Regions from separate parts of the Homo sapiens genome. Here regions 1 and 3 are each linked to region 2. A link is a contact called in ENCODE Hi-C or POLR2A ChIA-PET data. All regions are on one chromosome and are shown on one strand. Each heading gives the region's core, a stretch centred on a gene start or an enhancer-like site at or near the end of the contact. The rest is flanking DNA. Distances are from core to core; before and after follow the strand shown.

Region 1 (3,590 bases), core at 633-3,132, 860 kb after region 2:
CCCTTTTTCTTCAGGTTACTTCTGGTTTCAAATGCAGCAATCACAACAAAATTTAATGCCTGAGGACTCCATAATAGGTAAGGCAAGACAAGAACAGATGGAAGCAGAGCAGTTGAACTTTTCAGCGAAGCAAACAAAAAAACAAGTTACATTTCGCTCAGATTTGCATTCTCAATCCAATTGTACCAGTAACACAATTTTGTATAAAATCCAAACCATCAGGAAAGAAAAATTAAAACAGTCTTTCACACTCTGCATACTAACTCTGAGATAAATTAGGAAACATGAAAGCATGCAGATATTGGAGGGTTGTCTCCCACACAGTAAGCATCCTCTCTCAGGGCTAACCATACCGCACAGCTTCAGGAGAGGACCATTCGTATGACAGTCTGCATAAATGGCGCCTCTTGAAGTTATACAGTGAAATACTTTGGATTAAAAAATAAAACTTCAATTTAGCAGTTGCAAAGATCAACTTTATTATTACCTAACCCATGGAAAATGGATTACACATATGATAATTTTAATGAAATCAAAATGTTATTTACCCAAAACATCCCATTTTGCTATCCACTGTCGGTAAATGAGCATTCATTGTGCTTTCACAAAATCTATGCCTCACTTCAGAGAGTTATATTTAATGTTATCTATTTTGTGAAACAAATACATAAATGAACTTTGTTTCGTTTATGAAACGAACAAACCATTTTCCCACACACTAGGAAGACATTCAATCTTTTTATGTTTATGGTGAAGCAGCATCTTTGCAAAGTCAGAAAACAGTAATAACCAACACTACATAAGGCTCAGTATTACGTTAGGGTCTGTTCTTTACATTCTAATCCTTCCAATTACCATAGAGCTAGATTAGTATATTAAGCAGATAAAGAAGCAGAGAGGTCAAATGAGGTTGCCCAAGCTAATATTTGGCAGAGCTAGAAATCAAACTCAAGAGTCTGGCCTCAGATTCTTTGTTCCTGCCATACATAAACATACATTTCATATTCCCTAAATCAGTGTTTTGCTCTAGAGAATTAGGAAGTAAGGCTCTCTGAGCCATAAAACATTATTTTAGTCATGAAAAGCAGCATTTCTACCATCTTGAAAGTCAATTGTCAATTAAGAGGTCAGCAAAAGACTACAGTAGGAATGAACCTTCTGTAAGCCATCCCTTACACACTTTGCTACCTTACTGTCTCTCCAACTAAACTAGTTCCTAGAGATCAAGGCCTGTGTCTAACATTTGCAGACCCAATGTTGGACACCAGTGTGTCTTGCATTTCTTACTGGTTAATGAACAGATCAACTGCAGAACTACCTGAGACCAACCCCACAGAGTAAGGAAAACCACTGACTGGGTTAAAAGGAAATTCAAGAACTTCCAAAAATAGTAGGCCTAGCCAAGCAGTGACTGCAAAGAGCAGGAGTATGCAGAAAAAAAGACTTGCAAGACTCCAAACCGAATCTTTACAAACTATTTCACACGTCTGTCCAAAAGCCTTAGCTTTGACACTATTCCTACAGGTCATACACTTAAATGGACCAATTACGAAGCACCAGAGATACCAGCCTTATCACTTCTTTTGCCCCTCTAGGCAGCTTCAACAATCTAATAAGCATTTTCCTCAATTTAAAAAAGTGATCATTGCCTCAATAATCACGAGTTGACATATTAAAGATGATTCTTTCCCCTACCTCAAGGTTTTGGGAAGAATCTGAAATGAAACAGCTTGGTTAGGGACTTTAATATTTCACAGATTATCAATTAGGTCTGAAATTTGAACAGTCTTAAGAGATCCAGCTGGAGTAAATAACTCAGCAGATTTTTTACTCTTCTGTGATTTCAGATTATCTCGTCCTGCACTACTAAGCCAGAAGAGGAAATGATCCAGACAACTCAGATTTTAATGTAACTGAAATAAGCACAAACTTACACACTAGGGCTGATGTATTACAATAGAGTACGATGGACAATAATACTGGGTCAAATTCATCCACTTCATGTGGACAGCTTGAGTCTCCGAAAGAATGCGACAATACATTCAAAGAACATAAATGCTGGAATCAGTTCTTGCTAGCAACACGAGCCAGCAATGTTATTATGTGAAACTGCATCCAAAAAAAAAAAAAAAAAAGCTACAAAGTCATAAAAATAGCCCTGAGAATAACTAATTTGAATAGTGTAAGTAAACAGTTTTCTTGAGGAAGGAAATCGGGTGGCTGGAACACAGGTAGGAGACACCCTGCAAGTCAAACAAGCTTAATCAAAACAAGAGCTAAAAAAACCCTATAAAACCCCTAATCTGACAAGTCTGAAGTCAAGCCACATACTGCCACATCTCAAGGGCTTCTTACCCATCCCTATCTATCCTGGGCTGGGCCAGGCCAGGCAGTTTTCTAAAAAATCTCTGCCTTAGGAAACTAGTAAGTCAGATATAAAGTCAATCAATGTCTCTCACTTTCCTTCTACACTTTTGTGATTCTGGAGGTAGGACTCTGCCAGGGGCTCCTAGTTTAAGTCTGCAGATAAGGGAGTGTTAAGGGAAAACTGCGAGAGACGACAGTGCTGTCTCCCCTCTCATGGGTGCATCAGCAGATTTTTTTTTTTTTAAGCTCATCGGCTATCATTAGTGTTAGTGTATTTTATGTGTGGCCTAAGACAATTCTTTTTTTTTTTCTTTTGTCGCCCAGACTGGAGTGCAGTGGCACGATCTCGGCTCACTGCAGCCTCTGCTTCCCAGGTTGAAGCAATTCTCCCACCTCAGCCTCCCAAGTAGCTGGGATTACAGGCGTGTGCCACCACACCCAGCTAATTTTTGTATTTTTAGTAGAGACAGGGTTTCACCATGTTGGCCAGGCTGGTCTCGAGCTCCTGACCTCAAGGGATTGGCCCGCCTCAGCCTCCCAAAGGGCTGGGATTACAGGCGTGAGCCACCATGCCCAGCCATGAGACAATTCTTATTCCACTGTGGCCCAGGGAAGCCAAAAGGTTGGAAATCCCTGTTCTAAAGCAATGCAGGCTTCACATGTGACTAGTTTTATGAGAGCCAATACAGATTACCTATCTCCTAAAAATTCTACCTTGCTTCCCTTCAGCACTATCACTTTTTAAAAGGTTTTATTTAGAAAACACTTCAGGTAAAATATTTACAAAGGAATGAAGTACTAATACATGCTACAATATACATGAACCTTGAAAACATGCTAAATGAAAGAAGCCAGAAAGAAAAGGCCACATATTGTATAATTCCATTTATATGAAGTGTGTACAATAGGAAAATCCATAGAATTGGAAAGCAGATAAATGGTTGCCAGGGGTTGAAGGTAGAGTGACTGCTAATGAGCACAGGGTTTTTCTTTTTGGGGTGACAAAAATCTTCTGGAATTAGCAAGTGATGATGTTGTACTACTTTGTGAATACATGAAAAAACCACTAAACTGTACACTTTGAGTGGGTGAATTTTATGGTATGAGAATTATACCTCAAAAAAATAAATGAAGCATTTGAGTTTTCCTTCAATATTCAGTGAGATTTTGGAATCTTACCGATGAATTAGAGATTGGAATAGTAAAAGTAAGTGAAGGGAAAA
Region 2 (3,516 bases), core at 61-2,560:
TATAGCTGAAATACAAGATTTCAGATCAGAAGAGCTCGCCAGTGGCTGTAAGAAGACTTCCATCTAGGATCATGACTTCAAGAAAAAAGCAGAAAGGAAAAGCAGGTTATCTGCCAAAGAATGAGGATCAAGCTGGCATTAAATTTCACATCAGCAATACTAGATGCTCAAGAAAAAGGAAGAATGCCTTTTTATTGGGAGATGGAAGTGGAAGAAAAGGACTGAAAAGATGAGGACTCACAATAAATTGCTTACTGTTAAAGGAACAAATGTTTTCCTTACATAACCAATAAAGGTCTAAAATAGAAATATGACTAACGGGAGATATTGAGTGACTTAAGTTACATTCTCATCTGTCAGTGTAGGAAAACAAATATCATATATAAAACTAATAACTCAAGAGTTATCAATGTAAGCATATTATTCAGAGATAGAGAGGTTACTAACCAAAAAATGCTATAAAAATTAAAAGTTACATGTGTGGAGAGACATTGAGGATAAGAGGAGTGGGACAGGAATGATTACTCTTCAGCTGGAGTGCTTTTGTCTTTTGTTATTGTTGTTATATGGAATTTTCTCTTTTTGATAAAATTTTTAAATGGTTAATATAAAAACTCAAGTATACAAATGTTACTAAGACATGTGCAATCCACTATTAGACACAGTTGATCAAATTTATGTAAAACTTAAGCGACAAAGTATTCTTCTACAATATATTTAATGCTGAACATGATTTCAGGACAGGGAGATGCTCACTTTATTTTGATAAACAGCCATTAATTCTCTAATGTTCAAACCCAACAAGATGTAGAGTGTTCTCCAGTATCGCCTTCCATTTGGAGACATCTGTGCTCATTGATCTACAAAGGGCAGGGAATGCCTGATTATTTTATTATGTCATTTGCTACTACAGGAATTATTCATGATCATTTACCAGCAAGCTGAGAACACGTGGGGCTGATATCTTGATTCAGAACACCAAGCCTAAAAGGGATACAAGTACTTAGTAAATTTAGAAGCCGATTCCACTCTACCACCAGCACCCCCTTCATCTTACCTTTAAACACATGCATTTATCACCATCTACCTTTAAACACATGCATTTATCACCAGAAACTGTATGTGCATTTTGCAAAGAATGTCCTTTTGTGCAGCAGAGAACAAAGGGATTTTTCTGCAAAACGATACTGAAACCTGATCACTGATGCATACTCTCTTGCCAGCATCTTGCCTATTGAATATCATCCCAGCCTATTATTCCCATATTGTTCTCTTTGGAAAACAAAAAGATGAGGAGTCCATTTAAAGTGCTCAAACAGCACCCTCTGCTGGTTGAGTTTAAGCTGAAGATTTGATGTGTAGCAGGGCTTAGTGACACATGGCAGAAAGAAGAAAAGAAAGCAAGGGAAAAACTGTAGACCAGGATGCATAAGGCAAACATAAATAGAACTCCATCAGTAATTTTGGTTACATATAAGGAAACGGATATTTTAGGCATCATAGCACATATATAGTGCAAAGACACTGTATTAATTCCTAATAGAATACTCCGTTCTTACAAAAAGAATATATTGAGCGACTTTGCATATTACCTTCAAGTTCTTTACTTTACAAAATAATTCACAAATTCCCCCAGTGAGTTCCTCTAGTGCTCTGAATATGTGGCATGACTTACACTCTATCTTTGGGTAACATATTAACTGTGCAAAACTAACTGCAAACTGTTTCTTAGGTCACAGACCAGGGCTCTTCATGATACCAGAGATACCTGCACTTACGTGACGTGTTTTTAAGTGTTTAGGAAACATTCAAAATTAATTTTTAATGTCTTGCTAATATGTAAGAAACAAGGGTTTGGAGATGGCAAGATTAATTTCTCCAACAAAGAAAAAAATGAGTAGCATATGTTCTCCAGGGCAGGGGATCTGGAGATCTGTTTTGCTTAATATAGTATAAATTCTTAATATATTGAGTAGCAATTAAAAACAAGTGCAGTCTTACATTTTAGAAGAGTGGAGCTAGGATTTTTTTATATCTTTGACTAAAAATCAATTAGATATTCAGCTCTCCCTGCTTGCCCAGGGAGTGGAGTTCACTTCCCATTCTCACTAAGCGTTGGTAGCAGAGAAAACAGTCAACAGATTTTAGACAGTTACATAGTGAGACACCCTACGGGCCTTTATTCTGTTTCCTCCAAAGTAAGAGCAGGGGAAATTTAAATGTCCACAGTCACCAAGCCATAAAGTACATGAACGGCACACACTGAGTTTGAGGAAAAGCACGTGATCCTCTTGGTCTATCTTTAATTTTTGGTGGAGACAACAATATCAAGAAACAATTATCCACTATAAGAAAAGCAACAGTGCAAATATGATGATAAACGATAACTGAAGCCTTGCTTTGATGTTAGGGAGAAAATTAGGAGTAGGAAGACTGATGAAATGGAGAGTGTGTGCCTCACTTAAACTGGCCAGATACCGCCAGATGCGGTAGCTCATGTCTGTAATCCCAGCAATTTGGGAGGCTGAGGTGGGCGGATCACTTGAGGTCAGGAGATCAAGACTATCTTGGCTAACACGGTGAAACCTCATCTCTACTAAAAATACAAAAAATTAGCTGGGCGTGGTGGCATATGCCTGTAGTCTCAGCTACTCAAGAGGCTGAGGCAGGAGAATCGCTTGAACCCGAGAGGCAGAGGTTGCAGTGAGCCGAGATCACGCCACTGTACTCCAGCCTGGCAACAGAGTGAGACTCCGTCGCAAAACCAAAACAAACAACCAAAAAAACTGGCCAGATACTTAGCACTTGTCATTGCAGCCATGAAGCCCACAGGGACCAGGGTTGCCACATCATTTGATGATTCAAGAGGAGCTTGAAATCAGAATATTTACTCTTTGGGGCTCAAATCTTCACAAAAGAGTCTGTGAGCCAAAACAGAAAAATATTTACAAACTAAATTTATCCCATGGGCCAGCAGTGTCCAACTACCACAGACTCAAAGTTCTTTCCTTCTGCCTCAGGGCCTTTGTACATGCTCATCATTCTTCCAGTAATTTTCTTCTCTCATTCCCCCTGCCTTCCTCCTAGTTAACTACACTCATCCCTCTGATATTGACTCAATTGCCACTGCCTCCAGGAAGTCTTTTCTGATCGCTAGATTAGGTTAGGCCTCCTTGTGATATGATCTCCCACTTTTCTGCATCTTTTCATCATAGCACATAGCACAGTTTGTAATTATATGTTTATTTGTATAATTTGAATTTTTTTCTCCTCCACCATGAGGTCAGAGGCCATGTCTCTGTTGTTCAGCAGCACATTGCCTATAATAAAGGAGGTATTGGTAAATAATTGCTAAATGAATGGTTAATAACTTTAAAGTAGCTCTTCATAGTCATAGCTGGAGCTATTCGTCTGTGATTAATATCACAGGAACCCTTAGATTTGGGCATGAAGGTGGGAAGGTCTGGGTTTGAATCTTAAACAGCCTACTTACTGTCTGAGTAAGTTGCTGACCCT
Region 3 (3,991 bases), core at 230-2,729, 590 kb before region 2:
TACTTAGGAGGCTGAGGCAGGGAAATCACTTGAACCTGGGAGGCAGAGGTTGCAGTGAGCCGAGATTACACCACTGCACTCCAGCCTGGGCCACAGAATGAGACTCTGTCTCAAAACAACAACAAAAACAACAACAACAACAACTTTTCTTTTAGAATCAGGGGTACATGTGTCAGTTGTTAGAAAGGTATATTGCATGATGCTGAGGTTTGGAGTACAAATGAATCTCCATCACCCAGGTAGGGAGCATAGTGCCCAAAGAGTAGTTTTTCAACCCTTGGACCCCTCCTCTACTTCCCTTCTAGTAATCTCCATTGTCTATTGTTATTATCTTTATGTTCATGCGTATTCAGTTTTTAACTCTCACTTGTAAGTGAGAACATGTGATATTTGATTTTCTGTTTCTGTATTAGTTTTCTCATGATAATGGCCTCCAGCTGTATCCATGTTGCTGCAAAGGACATGATTTTGTTCTTTTTTATGGCTGCATAGTATTCCGTGGTGAATATGTAGCACATTTTCTTTATTCAATCCAGAGTTGATGGACTACTGGGTTGATTCCATGTCTTTGATATTGTGAATAGTGCTGCAATGAACATACAAGTGCATCTGTCTTTTTGGTAGAACAATTTATTTTCCTTTGTATTATCCTGATTGTCAAGAGGTATAGTAACTTACCTGAGTTCATGTGGCTAGTAAATAGCAGAGCCAAGATCTGAGAGCAGGCCATCTAGAAAATGTTTTTACTGTGACATTTGGCACAGGCATCTCTCTCAGTGAATAGACTGTGTCGGATGTGTTGTTTGATTAATGTCTGTGCTAGAAGCAGAACCCAAGGACATGGGTATTGGTTGCAGTCACAACTTCAATGGAAGAGAAAAGCTACTCTGGAAAAACAGTGAGATAAATTTAAATATGAATATTTGGGGGTTAATCCAGGATGGAGGAGATGAGAAGAGAGAGTGAAGGGAGATGTGGGGCAATTTAACTGAGGGAGTGCTGTGGGCTGTGTGATGTGTTTCTCCCTGTGACATGCCTTCCCGCAAATGTCTTCAGTAAAATCTGGCCGGGCGCGGTGGCTCACGCCTGTAATCCCAGCACTTTGGGAGGCCGAGGCGGGTGGATCATGAGGTCAGGAGATCGAGACCATCCTGGCTAACAAGGTGAAACCCCGTCTCTACTAAAAATACAAAAAATTAGCCGGGCGCGGTGGCAGGCGCCTGTAGTCCCAGCTACTCGGGAGGCTGAGGCAGGAGAATGGCGTGAACCCGGGAAGCGGAGCTTGCAGTGAGCCGAGATTGCGCCACTGCAGTCCGCAGTCCGGCCTGGGCGACAGAGCGAGACTCCGTCTCAAAAAAAAAAAAAAAAAAAATCTACCCAACGTGGGAAAAGTTAGACATTGTATTTATTTGTTAGGGCTGCCATAGCAAAGTACCACAAACTGAATGGCTTCAACAACAAAAATGTATTGCCACAGTTCTGGAGGTTAAAAGTTCAAGATCAAAGTGTTGGCAGGGTGGGGTCTTTCTGAGGGTGGTGAAGGAAGGATGTGTTTCATGCCTGTCTTTTAGCATCTGATGGCTTCCCTGCAATCTTTGATATTCCTTGCTGTATAAACACATCACTGATCTCTGCTTCATCTTCCCGTGGCGTTCTCCCTGTGTCTGTGTTCATATTTCCTCTTTGTATAAAGGCAACAGTCATACTGGTTTAGAGGCCCACATTAACCCAGTATGACCTCATCTTAACTATTTATATCTGCAACAACTCTATTTCCAAATAGGGTCACATTCTGAGATACTAGGGGTTAGGACCTCACCATATAAATTTTTGTGGCACATAATCTAATTCATAATCAATGTAGATTAGATTTCTTGTGCAAATGTGTGAAAGGATTGGGTTCTACATCTGAGTGAATGTGGTGACAAACAGAGACAACTTATCTACCATGAGATGAGGACAGTAAGATTATGAGTCCTGGGAGATAGGTAGAGGGGTCTACAGCTCTCTCAAGTTGAAAAATTGGAATTAGAGGCAAGCCTACATGTGTCTCAAGCAGTGACAGACTGCTATGATTTGAATGTTTGTCCCCTCCAAAACTCGTGTTGGAAACTTAATCCCCAATGCAACAGTGTTGGGAGGTAGGGCATAATGGAAGTTGTTTATGTCATGAGGGCTCTGCCCTAGTGAATAAATTCATTCTGCAATAAAAATGGCTTTCAGGAGTGGGTTCATCCGCTTCTGCTCTTCTGCCGTGCAAAGAACAGCATTCCTCCCCCATCCACACACACATACACACACGCACACACAGGCAGACGCACACACATATGTGCACACACACACGCACGCGCACACGCACACACACAGGATGCAGCATTCAAAGCGTCATCATGGTGGCTGGGTGTAGTGGCTCACGCCTGTAATCCCAGCACTTTGGGAGGCTGAGGCATGTGGATCACTTGAGCTCAGGAGTTCGAGACCAGCCTGGCCAACATGGTGAAACCCCGTCTCTACAAAAAAATAACAAATAGTAGCCAGACATGGTGGCATCTGTGTGTTGTCCCAGTTACTCAGGAGGCTGAGGCAGGAGAGTCACTTGAGCCTGGGAGGTGAAGACTGCAGTAAGCCCAGATCACACCACTGCACTCCAGCCTGGGTGACAGAGTGAGACCCTGTCTCAAAAAAAAAAAAAAAAAAAAAAAAAAAAAAAAATTACTATCATGGAAATGAAGACTGAACCCTTATCAGACATCCAACCTGCTGGCACCCTAATCATTTTAGACTTGCCAGCCTCCAGAAGTATGAGAAATAAATGTCTGTTCTTTATAAATTACCCAACCTCCAATATTCTTTTAAAATAGCACAAAACAAACTGAGATAAAGACCTAGCTAAAATCTGGATGATAATGGCTTAAAATGAAGTAAATTCAAGGGTCACTATCAATTGCCTCTCCAATATGAACTTAAGACCTTATAGAACCAACTCTATCCTTTTAACCTCCCCAAAAGATCATCTACTCTTGTAAATCTTCAGGTCCATTAAAAGGAATTACTTCTCCTATTTCTTTTACATGCTTTGATATGTCTAATACACAAGGAAATAGCTTACTGGAGATTGATTATTAGATTACTAGATTTCTGTAAGGGAGGTCATAGTACCTAGACCACTTGTGAAAATATACAATTTTTTATGATGCAGCACTGCTATGGCAAGACAAATACAGATAATTTTTCTTGATATCTGACTTAAAGAAAGGCTGAGAGTACAAGTAAAATAGTGCTATATAGTATAAAATTTTCTACTCAAATTACCTGAGCTAAATCCACCTCTGGCATTTACTAGCTGTGTGACTTTGAGCAATTTATTTGATGTTTCTGTGACTCGGTTCCCTTGTCTGTTAAATGGGGATAATAATAATAATAGACCCCATCTCAATGGGCTCTTATGAGAATTAAAGGACTTAAGGGAGTAAGACACTTAGAATGCTGGCTCTCATGTAGTAAGCTCTTGATCAATGGCAGCTATTATAGTATTGTCAAAATAGCAACTGTCTTTCACACGACCAAAATGTTTTGCCACTGGCGCAGTTATAAGATAGGCTCAAAATAAGCACAACTCTTAAAATTAAGTAGAACAGAGGAAATGTTCTGCTTGCAGACTTATTTTGACTGTTGGATGAAATTTAAATCACTGGTCAGGGGCCAGACAATATTCACCAAATACTTAGGCCATTTTACATATTTCAGATAAAAATTGCCCAAGCCCAGTCTCTATATCATCAGCCAAGGCAACTGCATACTTATAAATAAAACTTCTTGGCTCAAGCCTCTGATGATAATAATTTAATTATATGTTTAGTCCATTAACATCATCAAATAAAAATTCTGATTGCTTAAGAATATAAATTATATGAAAATCTGGCTCTCTGGAAACAAAACAAAACAAACAAACAAAAAAGAATATAAATACCAAGCCAACATGCAATTTCAG

The links. A loop is a pair of places that touch in the nucleus more often than their neighbours do. ChIA-PET counts read pairs that join two places held with the same protein, here RNA polymerase II (POLR2A). Pooled maps may share reads with other maps.
Region 1: a map of endothelial cell of umbilical vein shows a loop between it and region 2 (3-fold over the local background). The contact joins two enhancer-like sites. A Hi-C loop is called at or near these places in 1 of 168 maps with a recorded cell type or tissue (endothelial cell of umbilical vein) and 4 of 50 pooled maps. POLR2A ChIA-PET finds 5 or more read pairs at or near these places in 1 of 52 experiments (GM12878).
Region 3: a map of heart right ventricle shows a loop between it and region 2 (3-fold over the local background). The contact joins two enhancer-like sites. A Hi-C loop is called at or near these places in 3 of 168 maps with a recorded cell type or tissue (CD8-positive, alpha-beta T cell, endothelial cell of umbilical vein and heart right ventricle) and 6 of 50 pooled maps. POLR2A ChIA-PET finds 5 or more read pairs at or near these places in 1 of 52 experiments (AG04450).

Annotation. Positions count from the first base shown.
Region 1 is chr12:93,424,274-93,427,863 of GRCh38, forward strand. The region is part of intron 1 of UBE2N (ubiquitin conjugating enzyme E2 N); the gene reads right to left. Among named protein-coding and RNA genes, the nearest start is that of UBE2N, 16 kb to the right of the region's middle. RefSeq lists an enhancer at 2,116-2,165. Within about 2 kb of position 1,883, at least 3 of the 41 ENCODE cell types and tissues checked have a DNase peak (open chromatin) inside an H3K27ac peak, as active enhancers do; they include GM12878, where a contact is called at or near this core.
Region 2 is chr12:92,569,226-92,572,741 of GRCh38, forward strand. All of the region lies in intron 1 of LOC105369905 (a long non-coding RNA gene), which reads left to right. Among named protein-coding and RNA genes, the nearest start is that of LINC02397, 100 kb to the left of the region's middle. RefSeq lists an enhancer at 1,297-1,426. Within about 2 kb of position 1,311, at least 5 of the 41 ENCODE cell types and tissues checked have a DNase peak (open chromatin) inside an H3K27ac peak, as active enhancers do; they include GM12878, where a contact is called at or near this core.
Region 3 is chr12:91,976,737-91,980,727 of GRCh38, forward strand. No RefSeq gene overlaps it. Among named protein-coding and RNA genes, the nearest start is that of LINC02404, 100 kb to the left of the region's middle. Within about 2 kb of position 1,480, at least 3 of the 41 ENCODE cell types and tissues checked have a DNase peak (open chromatin) inside an H3K27ac peak, as active enhancers do.